Regions from separate parts of the Homo sapiens genome. Here region 1 is linked to region 2. The links are chromatin loops, found by intact Hi-C in ENCODE. Cell type or tissue: CD4-positive, alpha-beta T cell. All regions are shown on one strand. Each heading gives the region's core, and the rest is flanking DNA. Links, peaks and the distances in the headings are about the cores only. Region 1 overlaps TYW1 (tRNA-yW synthesizing protein 1 homolog). Region 2 holds the start of LOC100996437 (a long non-coding RNA gene).

Evidence for each region. A loop is a pair of places that touch in the nucleus more often than their neighbours do. Peaks named below come from ENCODE experiments on the same cell type or tissue, not always from the same donor. Only the 100,000 strongest peaks of a DNase experiment are listed, where the experiment ranks them.
Region 1: it touches region 2 in a loop (3-fold over the local background); 12 of 110 quality-filtered maps call a loop at or near these places.

What each region holds. Positions count from the first base shown.
Region 1 is chr7:66,998,436-67,003,435 of GRCh38, forward strand. It overlaps TYW1 (tRNA-yW synthesizing protein 1 homolog), which reads left to right. Exons shown (of 16, transcript NM_018264.4): 3 at 382-519. Among named protein-coding and RNA genes, the nearest start is that of TYW1, 4.1 kb to the left of the region's middle. In CD4-positive, alpha-beta T cell, for the core only: CTCF peaks have their summits at 2,364 and 2,593; a DNase peak (open chromatin) is centred at 2,364.
Region 2 is chr7:66,651,160-66,658,063 of GRCh38, forward strand. It overlaps LOC100996437 (a long non-coding RNA gene), which reads left to right and starts at 3,360. Exons shown (of 4, transcript NR_110037.1): 1 at 3,360-3,467. It also overlaps a transcript of RABGEF1 not described here. RefSeq lists enhancers at 2,641-3,246, 3,247-3,852, 3,853-4,458 and silencers at 3,389-3,458, 3,469-3,718. In CD4-positive, alpha-beta T cell, for the core only: a CTCF peak has its summit at 3,184; DNase peaks (open chromatin) are centred at 3,302 and 4,052; H3K4me3 peaks cover 2,191 bases; H3K27ac peaks cover 1,912 bases.

The sequences.
Region 1 (5,000 bases), core at 1-5,000, 350 kb after region 2:
AGTGAACCTTTTATATGAAAAACAAATTTGTTTTATACCTTTAAGGGTCAGTAGTCCTCTCTTTCCATTAATTAAGGATCAGAAAATAAGTTCCTACTATTATTCTACTAAAATACCTTATAGGATAAAAGTATGTAAAGTTTTTTCTTGGAGGGAAAGGAAATCATGAGCCTTAAAAATGTGGGTCCTGCCTATTAAAGGACCTTATTATACCAAGGGGCTAATATTTGAGGAATACAACCAGAAAGATTAAGAGAAAAATACAGTGTGTCAGATTAAGAGAAAAATAAAATGTGTCAGTATCTGTGCTAATTTTCATCCCTGCTGAAGTTGGGAAACGATTTAGACTTGATGGATTTTGTGTAATTATTTGTCTTCAAGGGCAAGAACTTACAGGAAAAATCTGTTCCAAAAGCAGCTCAGGATTTGATGACAAATGGTTATGTCTCCCTTCAAGAGAAAGACATCTTTGTGTCTGGAGTGAAGATTTTTTATGGTTCTCAGACTGGAACAGCGAAGGTAAGAAATTTATATGATGCTTTTCCTTTGGTTTCCTGACATTTTAAGAAAATCCCTTTAGCAGTGAACTTTAGCAGTGAACTGTCCTTTAGCAGTGAACTGAATTGGTCATCTAACCTTCTTTATTCTTTCTCCCAGCCTTTTCCCCTCAAATATTTTTCCATTCTGTGACGGTAGGCAGGTTTCATCTCCTGTGCCCAGTTAGAGCTGATTGGTGGTGTCTGATGGTCAGTGTCTTGAGGGGGCCTTTGTTCTGAAGTTTGCTTCTGCCTCAGCAGGCTAGAGAAAGTTGTGAGTCCATTATCGATGCCCATGGGTATGGAAGTAGGGAATAGGGAAAAAAGGATGGCACTAATAGTTCCAATATGGGCCTGACTTTCACATCACACATCTATGTTTATTTTTTATTTTGTTTTTTGAGACAGAGTCTCACTCTGTCACCCAGGCTGGAGTGCAGTGGCACGATCTCGGCTCACTGCAACCTCCACCTCCACCTCAAGCGATTCTCCTGCCTCAGCCTCCCGAGTAGCTGGGATTATAGGTGCCTGCTACCATGCCTGGCTAATTTTTGTATTTTTAGTAGAGATGGGTGTTTTGCCATGTTGGCTAGGCTGCTCTCAAACTCCTGGGCTCAGGTGATCCGCTTGCCTCGGCCTCCCAAAGTGCTGGGATTACAGGCGTGAGCCACTGCACCTGGCCTCACGTCACACATCTATGTAATGAAACTTGTTTTGATTTCTAATAGTGCTAAAAGTGTTAAAGGTAGACACTAAAGTAAATACAGCTGATATCTAGTTGAAAGATGCTTCCCATTCTCTCTCTTTTTTGCGGGGGAACAGTGTCTGGCTGTAGTGCCATCTAAGCTTCAGTTGCTTATCTGTGAAATGGTAAATTGCAGATGGTAATAGTATGGTTATCTCAGGGTCACTGTGAGGATTTAGTGATATTATCTGGCATGTACTTTGATTTCTCCTTTTTGCTTTTTTTTTTCTTTTTTTAAAGACAGGGTCTCTCTCTGTTGCCCAGGCTGGAGTGCAGTTGTGCCATCTTCGCTCACTGCAACCTCTGCCTCTCGGGCTCAAGGCATCCTCCCACCTCAGCCTCCTGAGTATCTGGGACTATAGGTGCATGCCACCATACCCAGCTAATTTTTGTACTTTTTGTAGAGATGGGGTTTTGCCATGTTGCCCAGGCTGGTCTTAAACTCTTGGGCTCAAGCAATCTGCCCGCCTCGGCCTCCTAAAGTGTTGGGATTACAGTCGTGAGCCACCGTGCCCAGTCCCATTCTCTAATTATATCTAGATGCTACCTGTTTCTGTGTTACAAGGTCACAGCTATTTTAAAAAAATTTATTTTATTTTTGAGATGGTATCTCACTCTGTCCCCCAGCCTGGAGTGCAGTGGTGTGATCTCGGCTCACCACAACCTCTGCCTCCTGGGTTCGAGCAATTCTCCTGCCTCAGCCTCCCTAGTAGCTGGGATTACAGGTGCCTGCCATCACATCTAGTTAATTTTTGTATTTTTAGTAGAGACGAGGTTTCACCATATTGGTCACACTGCTCTCAAACTCCTGACCTCAGATGAGCCACCCGCCTCAGCCTCCTAAAGTGCTGGGATTACAGGCGTGAGGCACCGCTCCCAGCCAAAAAATTTATTTAATTTTTTTGTAGAGACAAGATCTTGCAATCTTGTCCAGGCTGGTCTTGAATTCCTGGCTTCAAGATATTCACCCACCTTGGCCCTCAAAGTGCTGAGATGATAGGCATGAGCCACGAGGCCTAGCCAGGTCACAGCTAGTTAGTGCTTTCTAGGAAAAGATTTTAAGGAAGGCTAGCATGAAAATAAATTAGAGGAAAAATCAAGGTCTGTTACTTTTGTGGACTACTTCAGAGGGTTCTACTGCCCTCTTGTGGAAGTTGCGCAGAATAGTACTTCTTAGGTTTTCACTACTTGAGTGCAGATACTTTGCTTCATTTTACAGTCGAAGGTCAGTTGTTAAGTTAAACCTTAAGCAGTGGAGGTGGGAAACCTGAAAAAAAGCAAAAAGGTGTCTGAGCAGCCAAAGCAAAGTCCTTTTAATGTTACTTATAAAAAACCTTTTTCAGAGCCTCTTTATGCATGTTTTTACCTTTTTAAAAAAAATGATCAAAAAGATCAAACGAATACTTGCAGATGGTAACAAATCCAGGTGTACAGAAAGTTCATAATGAAATGTACTCTCCAGAAACCTTTTAACTATTTCTATTTTTAGTTCCTCTGATGCTTATGCTGTGTTTCGAGATTTATCAACATTACACAAAAGTTATTGGCTCTTTATATTAATTAGTTTATACAAACAGCCCTCAAGTCTCAGTGGCTTAATGTTGCTGTCCATATCATAGTTGATTTTGGGGTAGATAGCCATCTTCCATCTTAAAGCTGCGCCATCTGAATTTATTTTTATTTATTTTATTTTATTTATTTATTTTTTATTTATTTATTTTTTTGAGATGGAGCCTCGCTGTGTCGCCAGGCTGGAGTGCAGTGGCGCGATCTCGGCTCACTGCAACCTCTGCTTCCCGGGTTCAAGCGATTCTTCTGCCTCAGCCTCCTGAGTAGCAGGGACTATAGGCGCCCACCACTATGCCCAGCTAGTTTTTGTATTTTTAGTAGAGATGGGGTTTCACCACGGTGGTCAGACTGTTCTCGAACTCCTGACCTCATGATCTGCCCACCTTGGCCTCCCAAAGTGTTGGGATTACAGGCGTGAGCCACCGCGCCCAGCCTTTATTTTTATTTTTTAAGAGACAAGGTCTTGGCCTGGCGTGGTGGCTCATGCCTGTAATCTCAGCACTTTGGGAGGCCGAGGTGGGCAGACCACTTGAGGCCAGGAGTTCGAGACCAGCCTCGGCAACAAAGCAAAACCCCATTTCTACTAAAAATACAAAAAATTAGCTGGGCGTGGTGGTGCACGTCTGTAATTCCAGCTACTTGGGAAGCTGAGGCAGAAGAATTGCTTGAATCTGGGAGGTGGAGGTTGCAGTGAGCCTAGATTGCACCACTGCACTCCAGCCTGGGCAGCAGAGTGAGAACCTGTCTCAAACAAAAAAAAAAAAGGAAAGAAGAAAAAAAGAGATAGGGTCTTGCTCTGTTACCCAAGCTGGAGTGCAGTGGCATGATTTTAGTTCACTGCAGCCTCGACCTCTTGGGCTCCAGCGATTCTCCTGACCCACCCTCCTGGGTAGATGGGAATATGGGCTTGTGCCACCATGCTGGGCTAATTAAAAAAATTTTTTTTGTAGAGATGGGGTCTCCTTATGTTGCCCAGGCTGGTCTTGACTCCTGGCCTCAAGAGATCCTTCTGTCTAGGATTACAGGCATGAACCACTATGCCCAGCCCATCTCAATATTGGGCTAGGATTACAGGTGTGAGCCACTGTGCCCAGCCCATCTCAATATTTCTTCATTCTGCTGTTGGATTTGATTGATTCATATTTGGTCGTGTGTAGAAGACTATTAAAAACTTTTGCCTCAGAAGGCGTAGCTTCATTGTCTTCCAGCATGTTAGTATTGCTAATGAGAAAGCGAATTTGTAGATGACTTGATTATTTTGTTTCTGGAAGATTTTCGGATCATTTCTTTGTCCTTGATTTCTGGAAATTTTATGGGAAGGTGACTATTTGGATCTTTTTCAGCTATTGTTCTGTATACTTGAATTTTTTTTGTTTTGACGATTTGTATGCATTTTGACGATTTGTGTGCATTAGTTCTGTTAATATTTCTTGGATGAATTTTTTTTTCCCCTTTTCATTTCTTTTTTTCTGGGATTCCTGTGGGATGTTCTACCTTTTGGATCGTCTTCTGTGTCTCAGATCTTTTCTCTTATATTTTTTGTAACTTTTTCTTTTTCTTTTTCTTTTTTCTTTTTTTTTTTTTTTGAGACAGGGTCTTACTCTGTCACCCAGGCTGGAGTGCAGTGGCATTGGCCTCCCAAAGTGCTGGGATTTTTGTATTTTTAGTGGAGACGGGGTTTCTGCATGTTGGCCAGGCTGGTCTCAAACTCCTAGCCTCAAGTGATTCACCCGCCTCGGCCACTGAAAGTGTTAGGATTACAGGCTTGAGCCACGCGCCTGGCCCTAAATTTCTGTTTCTAATCTTAACTGTTTCTCTCAACTCCAGACTTTCATATCGAGTTACCTATCTTAGAGCATCATATGAATGTCTAGTAAGCATCTTAACATCAGTGTGCTCAAAACTGAACTCCCAATTTTCTGCCCAAGCCTGCTCTACTTGTAATCCTTACAATTTCAGTAAATGACAACTTTATCCTTCCAATTGCTTGGTCCAAAACACCTTTTGACTTCTTTTTATACAACCCATGTCCAGTCTGTCAGCAGATTCTGTTTGTTCTACTTTAAGAATAGATTCAGTTTCCAATCACTTCTTACCACCTTCACTGCTACTCCCCTGGTCCATGCCATTGTCAACCTAAATACCATAGA
Region 2 (6,904 bases), core at 1,032-6,031:
ACAGGTTTATATCCCAGCAATAGGGATTCTACATTACAAGGAAAGTTTCTAACTGGGAGATATGAGATGAGCTACACAAGAAGAAGCCAAAACATTTGCACTCGTGCTGCCTTTTTATTTTTTTGAGATGGGAGTTTCACTCTTGTCACCCAGGCTGGAGTGCAATGGCGCAATCTCAGCTCACCGCAACCTCTGCCTCCCGTGTTCAAGCGATTCTCCTCTCTCAGCCTCCTGAATAGCTGGGATTACAGGTGTGCACTACCATGCCCAGCTAATTTTTGTATTTTTAGTAGAGATGGGGTTTCACCATTTGGCCAGAGCTGGTCTCGAACTCCTGACCTCAGGTGATCCATCCACCTCGGCCTCCCAAAGTGCTGGGATTACAGGCATGAGCCACCCGCCCTGGTGCTGGATTTTTGCTTAGTCCTATCATTTTCTGAGTCCCGAGAGTTTTCATATTTGGATGAGTGACCAGTCTCAAAGTCATTTAAGTCCTGCCTAACCTCCAGGACTGTCTGGCATCTTCCTTCTCTTCTTCCTTCCCAGGTGGCTTCACCCTCACAGTCCCTTATGGTGTCAACTTGGTGCCATCTTACCAGGTTCTCCCTAGGCTCCCAAACCCTCGCTCCTGCCTGCTTATTCTATATCACCATGTTATTTATTTTTTAAGTAACTATGATTATGTTATAGGCTTAATTGTGATCCCCACCAAATTTATATGTTGAAGTCCTAACTCCAATACCTCAGAATGTGACTGTATTTAGGAATAGGGTCTCTAAAGAGGTGAGTTAAGATGATGCCATTAGGGTGGGCCCTAGTCCAATTCGACTGGTGACTTTATAAAAAGAGGAAATTTGGACACACACACAGACACCAAGAATGCATGTTCACAGAGAAAAGGCCATGTGAGGACACAGTGAAAAGGTGACCATTTATAAGCCAAGGAGAGAGGCCTCAGGAGAAACCAAACCTGCCAATTCTGTGATCTGATTTTGGATTTCTTTTGGTTTTTCATGCCTGAGTTTTGTATTTTTTGTAGAGACGGGGTTTTGCCATGTTGGCCAGGCCAGTCTGGAACTCCTGACCTCAGGTGATCCATCTGCCTTGGCCTTCCAAGGTGCTGAGATTACGGGTGTGAGCCACTGCGCCCAGCCCTTAACTTGGATTTCTAGACTCCATAACCAAGAGAAATAAATTTCTGTTGTTTAAGCACCACCCCCCCACCCAAAAAAAAAGAGAAGAAGAATATAGGCCATGAGCGGTGGCATGTGCCTGCAGTCCAAGCTACTCAGGCAGTTGAGGTGGTAGGATCACCTGAGCCCAGGAGAGATTGGTAGAATGATTTAATGAAAAGGTGGATGACAGAGCCTTGGGAAATGTAAAAAAAATAAGTAAAATAAAATACAACATGATCCATCCATATACTGTCTATAAGAGACTCACTTTAGATACAAAGAAACAAAGAGATTGAAAACAAAAGAATGAAAAAATAAATTCCATGCAAAAAGTAACCAAATGAGGCTGGGCTTGGTGGCTCATGCCTGGGATGCTGAGACAGGTGGATCACCTGAGGTCAGGAGTTTGAGACCAGCCTGACAACATGGAGGAACCCCGTCTGTACTAAAAATACAAAATTGGCGGGGCGCAGTGGCTCACGCCTGTAATCCCACCACTTTGGGAGGCCGAGGCGGGCGGATCACAAGGTCAGGAGATCGAGACCATCCTGGCTAACACGGTGAAACCCCGTCTCTACTAAAAATACAAAAATTAGCCAGGCGTGGTGGCGGGCACCTGTAATCCTAACACTTTGGGACGCCAAGGGGGGCGGATCAGTTGAGGTCAGAATTCGAAACCAGCCTGGCCATCACGGTGAAACCCTGTCTCGATTAAAAATACAAGAAAATTAGCTGGGCGTGGTGGTGGGCGCCTGCAATTCCAGCTACTTGGGAGGCTGAGGTGGGAGAATCCCTTCAACCTAGGAGGCAATGATCCGAGATCGCACCACTGCACTCTAGTATGGGCCACAAAGCGAGACTCCCCCACCAAAAAAAGACAAAAATTAGGCAACCTGTCCAAAAACACAGCAGCGATAATTAGCAAAGCTGGGATTCCAACCCAGGCCTATCTCACAGCCACAGCATAGTATTTTCTTTTTTTTCTTGCTGTGACTGCACCTTACGCCATAGATGGCATCCAGGACGCAGAGCAGTCAGTATTTAGGTACTGTTTTTCACATTCCTTACATGGGAATCACGTCAACAGGATTCAATTTGTGACTCAACCATTAATACTTTGTGACACTGGCTAATTTATTGCACTTCTGGGTCTCGGTTATGCTTTTTGTGGGGGGAGGGGAGGGCAGGGTCTCGCTCTGCTCTGTCACCGGAGCTGGAGTTTAGTGGAGGGATCTCTGCAGCCTCAACTTCCTGGGCTATCAAGCGATCCTTCCACCGCAGCCTCCCCAGTAGCTGGGACCACAGGTGCGCGCCATCATGCCTGGGTGATTTGTAAAATTTGTTTGTTTATTTTAAACAGAGTCTCGCTCTGTCGCCCAGGCTGGAGTGCAGTGGTGCGATCTGGGCTCACTGCAAGCTCCGCGTCCCAGGTTCACGCCATTCTCCTGCTTCAGCCTCCCGAGTAGCTGGGACTACCGGCGCCCGCCACCACGCCCAGCTAATTTTTTGTATTTTTTAGAAAAGACGGGGTCCCTGTGTTAGCCAGGATGGTCTCGATTTCCTGACCTCGTGATCCGCCCGCCTCGGCCTTCCAGAGTGCTGAGATTACAGGCGTGAGCCACCGCGCCCAGCAAGTAAAATTTCTTTTGTAGAGACAGTGATCTTGCTTTGTGGCCCAGGCTGGTCTCGAACTCCTGGCCTCAAGGAATCCTCCTGCGTGGGTCTTCTAAAGATTCAGCTGCTTTTGGATCAACCGATCGCCTTAAGACCCTTTAACTCGAACAACTGTCACATCCTCGGATCCGCGAAGGGCTGAAACTCAAAGAGTTTTTGAAGCGTCCCTCGGCGCAGTGGCTCCGCTCCACCTCCCATTCGCGCTACCACCGCGGTCGCAGCGCCAGGATCGCCAGGGGGCCAGCGTCGCTCTCCCGCTGCTGCGCGCCGGAAGCCGGAAGCAGGGACTGAGCCACAGACTAGGAAAGGCAGGCTTCTCCGGGGCTCCCCAGTGCCCTAGCTTTAGCCTGGAGGCCGCCCTCTTCTATTTGCTCTTAGACGTCACGGGGGCACCCCAGTCCCCTCGACCCTTTGGATCCGGCTCACATTTCCTCCGGTGAAGAGCCAAAGGCCCCGGAAGTGACGTTTGCACGGCTTGCGTATCGTGCGTGCGCAGGCCGCGCCGGGGGCGGGGCTAGCAGGAGGGTGTGTGTGGGGCGGGAGCGGACAACGGAGACCAGACCTACTGCAGCCACGCGGGCGAGCGGCTGTGTGGATGTCGGCGAAGCCGCGGGCGAGGTACGGAACGGACGGACTGGTGTAAGAGCGTCGCGGCTCTCAGCTACGGGAGCGGGGCGGCCGGGCGTCTCGGGCCGTGGGCGGCGGGGCGGTCGGTCCGTGCCCTCCGCGCGGCTGGGGCAGTTGCGCGTCGGTGCCTCCCGCTGTCCTTCGTCCCACATTCCAGCCCCGTCAGCTCCGCCTTCCCAGTTCCAGGCCGCCCTCGGCTCCCTTAATCCTCACAGTGCGCGGCTTCTCCGTCTAACGTGCTCGTTGCCGGCATCTCCAGCGCCCGGACAAGCCCTTGAAGGCCTGACGCGGAGCATTTCCCGGCCGCCTCCCTCTTCGGCGGCTCCCCTCGTCCCGGCTCTCACTTCCCCGTCCAGGACGCTGGCTCCGAAGCAACATTTGTGGTCGCGCGGGGCCCCTCCCATGACCTCTCTGGAACGCGCCTAGCTGGGACGCTCGGACCCAGACCACAGCTCTTGGCCGCGACAGGGGCGCCGGGACTTGATCCCCCGTCGCCCTGGGGGGACAGAAGCGTCCCGGAGTTGGGAGGGGATTTGAAGCCTGTGGTCCTGACTTCCACCCCGTGGCTGAGGGCGAGGCTGCAGGGCTGGGGTTAGGAGCAGAAGTCCCTACTTCCGAACCGTCTGGGAGGAGAGCCGAGAGATGTCCATCACGGCAGTTTAGGGAGAGAGAGGGAGGGACTCTGCCGCTTTGGAGGCTAGGTCATAGGCAGCTGGCGGTGTCTCAGCGCGGGTGACCAGTCCTTGCGGTTGGGAAATGTGTCGTGGGCGCCCGTGGACTCGTTTTGCCTTTGAGATTAAATAGGAAATTTTCCCAGGACGAGTTTACCGGAGCACCTTGGGAGTTGGTTTTTGGCTTGGAGAGCTACTTTCCCCCCCTAAACCTAGAACTGCTTTGTTTTTCTTTATTATATTTTTTGAGATGGGATCTCACAATGTTACCCATGCAGGTGTCAAACTCCTGGCCTTAAGCGATCCTCCCGCCTCGGCCTCCCAGAGTGCTGGGATTATAGGCGTCAGCTATCGCGCAGCTTTAACTGCTGTTAAAGAGTCCGTTCCTTAAAATTGTTGTACCAAGAAACTTGCCAGAGATGCAAGAAAATGTGATTATATTGTTAATATTTAATGATAAATAACATTTTGCTTTTAAGAGTTACTGATTCATATCTGCAGGATTAAGAAATGTTCAGGATTTGAATTTTTAATGACCTTCCAAGCAGTCATGTTTCTACTCTCTAGAAGTTAGCCAGTTGAGGAGAAGGGACAGTCAAGATACTTTCAAAACAGTGTGGTAAGGAGTGTGAGCTAAGATGGAGCACCGAGGAGGGAGTCGGGCATTTAGGCCGTGCTGTCGGGCGTGGAGCCTGGAAGGGATCGGGGAATACTTTCTGCATGTGTCTTGAAGAATGAGTAACATTCAGACTAACAGGGTGGAATGAGGGGAATCAAAGGAGAGGAGGCCAGTAACTACAAGGAGGTGCTTATTTATTTATTTATTGAGAGAGAGGGTCTCACTTTGTCACCCAGGCTGGAGTACAGTGACACGATCACGAGTCACTGAAGTCTCAACTGCCTGTGCTCAAGGGATCCTCCCACCTCAGCCTCCCAAGTTGCTGAGACTGCAGATGCGTGCCACCACACCCAGCTGATTTTTAAATATTTTGTAAAGATGGAGTCTTGGTGTGTTGCCCAGGCTGGTCTCAAACTCCTGGACTCAAGCAATCCTCCCGCCTCAAGTCTCCCAATGTGCTGAAATTACAGGCATCAGCTACTGAGCCTGGAGGGTCGTTATTAAAGTGAAAAAGTGCAGGACAGAGATCTAGAAGCTTAGGCTTTAATCTGATGGTGACAGAACCAGGGAAGGGTTTTTAGCTGGGTCCCTGTGTGGTTAAAATGGGTCTCTCTGGCTGGGCGTGGTGGCTCATGCCTGTAATCCCAGCACTTTGGGAGGCCGAGGCGGTCGGATCATGTGGTCAGGAGTTTGAGACCAGCCTGAGCAACATGGTGAAACCGTGTCTCTACTAAAAACAGAAAAATTAGCCGGCTGTGATGGCACCTGCTTGTAATCCCAGTTACTCAGGAGGCTGAGGCAGGAGAATTGCTTGAACCCGAGAGACAGAGGTTGTGGGGAGTCAAGATCACGCCATTGCACTCCAGCCTGGGCAACAAGAGTGAAACTGCATCTCAAAAAAAAAAAAAAAAAAAAAGTAACCAAATGAGACCAGGAGTGGCCACATGTTAGGCACAATAGGTTTTAAGCCAAGAATGGTTATGAGAGACAAGGGAATTCTATACTGATAAAAAGTTTAATCCAACAAGAAAATATAATAATTTAAAACATATGTGCCTAACAACAGAGCATCAAAACATATGAAGTAAAAAAGGATAGAATTAAAGGGAGAAATAGAGTTTCAGGATGATCATTGGAGACCTCACTACCTCAATGTTAATAATACAGAGACCAGATCAATAGGAAAGAGAGCACTTGAACAACATGATAATCCAATTAGATCTAATGGTCATATGCAGACACCAACCCAACAACAGCAAAATACACATTCTTTTCAAGAGCGTGTGGGATATTGTCCAGAGTATACAGTGTATTAGGCTGCAAAACAAATATTAATGTTTTAAAAGTTTGAAAGTATGCAAAATACTAAGTATTTTCTAATCACGATGGAATGAAACTAGAAATCAGTAACAAGGAAAACTTGAAAACTCACAAATATATGGAAAATAAACACACTCTTGATCACTGGTTGGAGATGAAATCATACAGGAAATTAGAAAACACTTTGAGATGAATGAAAATGAAAACACAACATACCAGAACTTATGGGATGAAGTTAAAGCAGCGTTCAGAGGGAAATGTTTAGCTGTAAGCATCTACCTTTAAAAATAAGAAAGCCAGCAGTGGTGGCTCATGCCAACATCCCAGTATTTTGGGAGGCTGAAGCGGGAGGATCCCCTGAGGTCAGGAGTTCAAGACCAGTCTAACCAACATGGCAAAAGCCCATCGCTACTAAAAATACAAAAATTAGCCAGGCATGGTGATGCAGGCCTGTAATCCCAGCTACTTGGGAGGCTGGGGCAGGAGAATCGCTTGAACCTGGGAGAGGGAGGTTGCAGTGAGCCGAGATAGCACCACTGCATTCCAGCCTGGGTGACAGAGTGAGACTCTATCTCAAAAAAAATCAATAAAAATAAAAAATAAAAGTAAGAAAGATCTCAAATTAGTCACCTCACTATACCCTCTAAAGGATCTAGAAAAAGAAGAGCTAACCCCAACCTAGCAGAATACCAGAAACAAAGATTAGAGTGGAAATAAATAAAGGAAATTAAGAGAATAGATAAAATTAAAAGTTTTTTTTACAGTTCAGCAAAATTGACAAATTTTTAGCTAGATTGACTAAGAAACACAAGAAGACT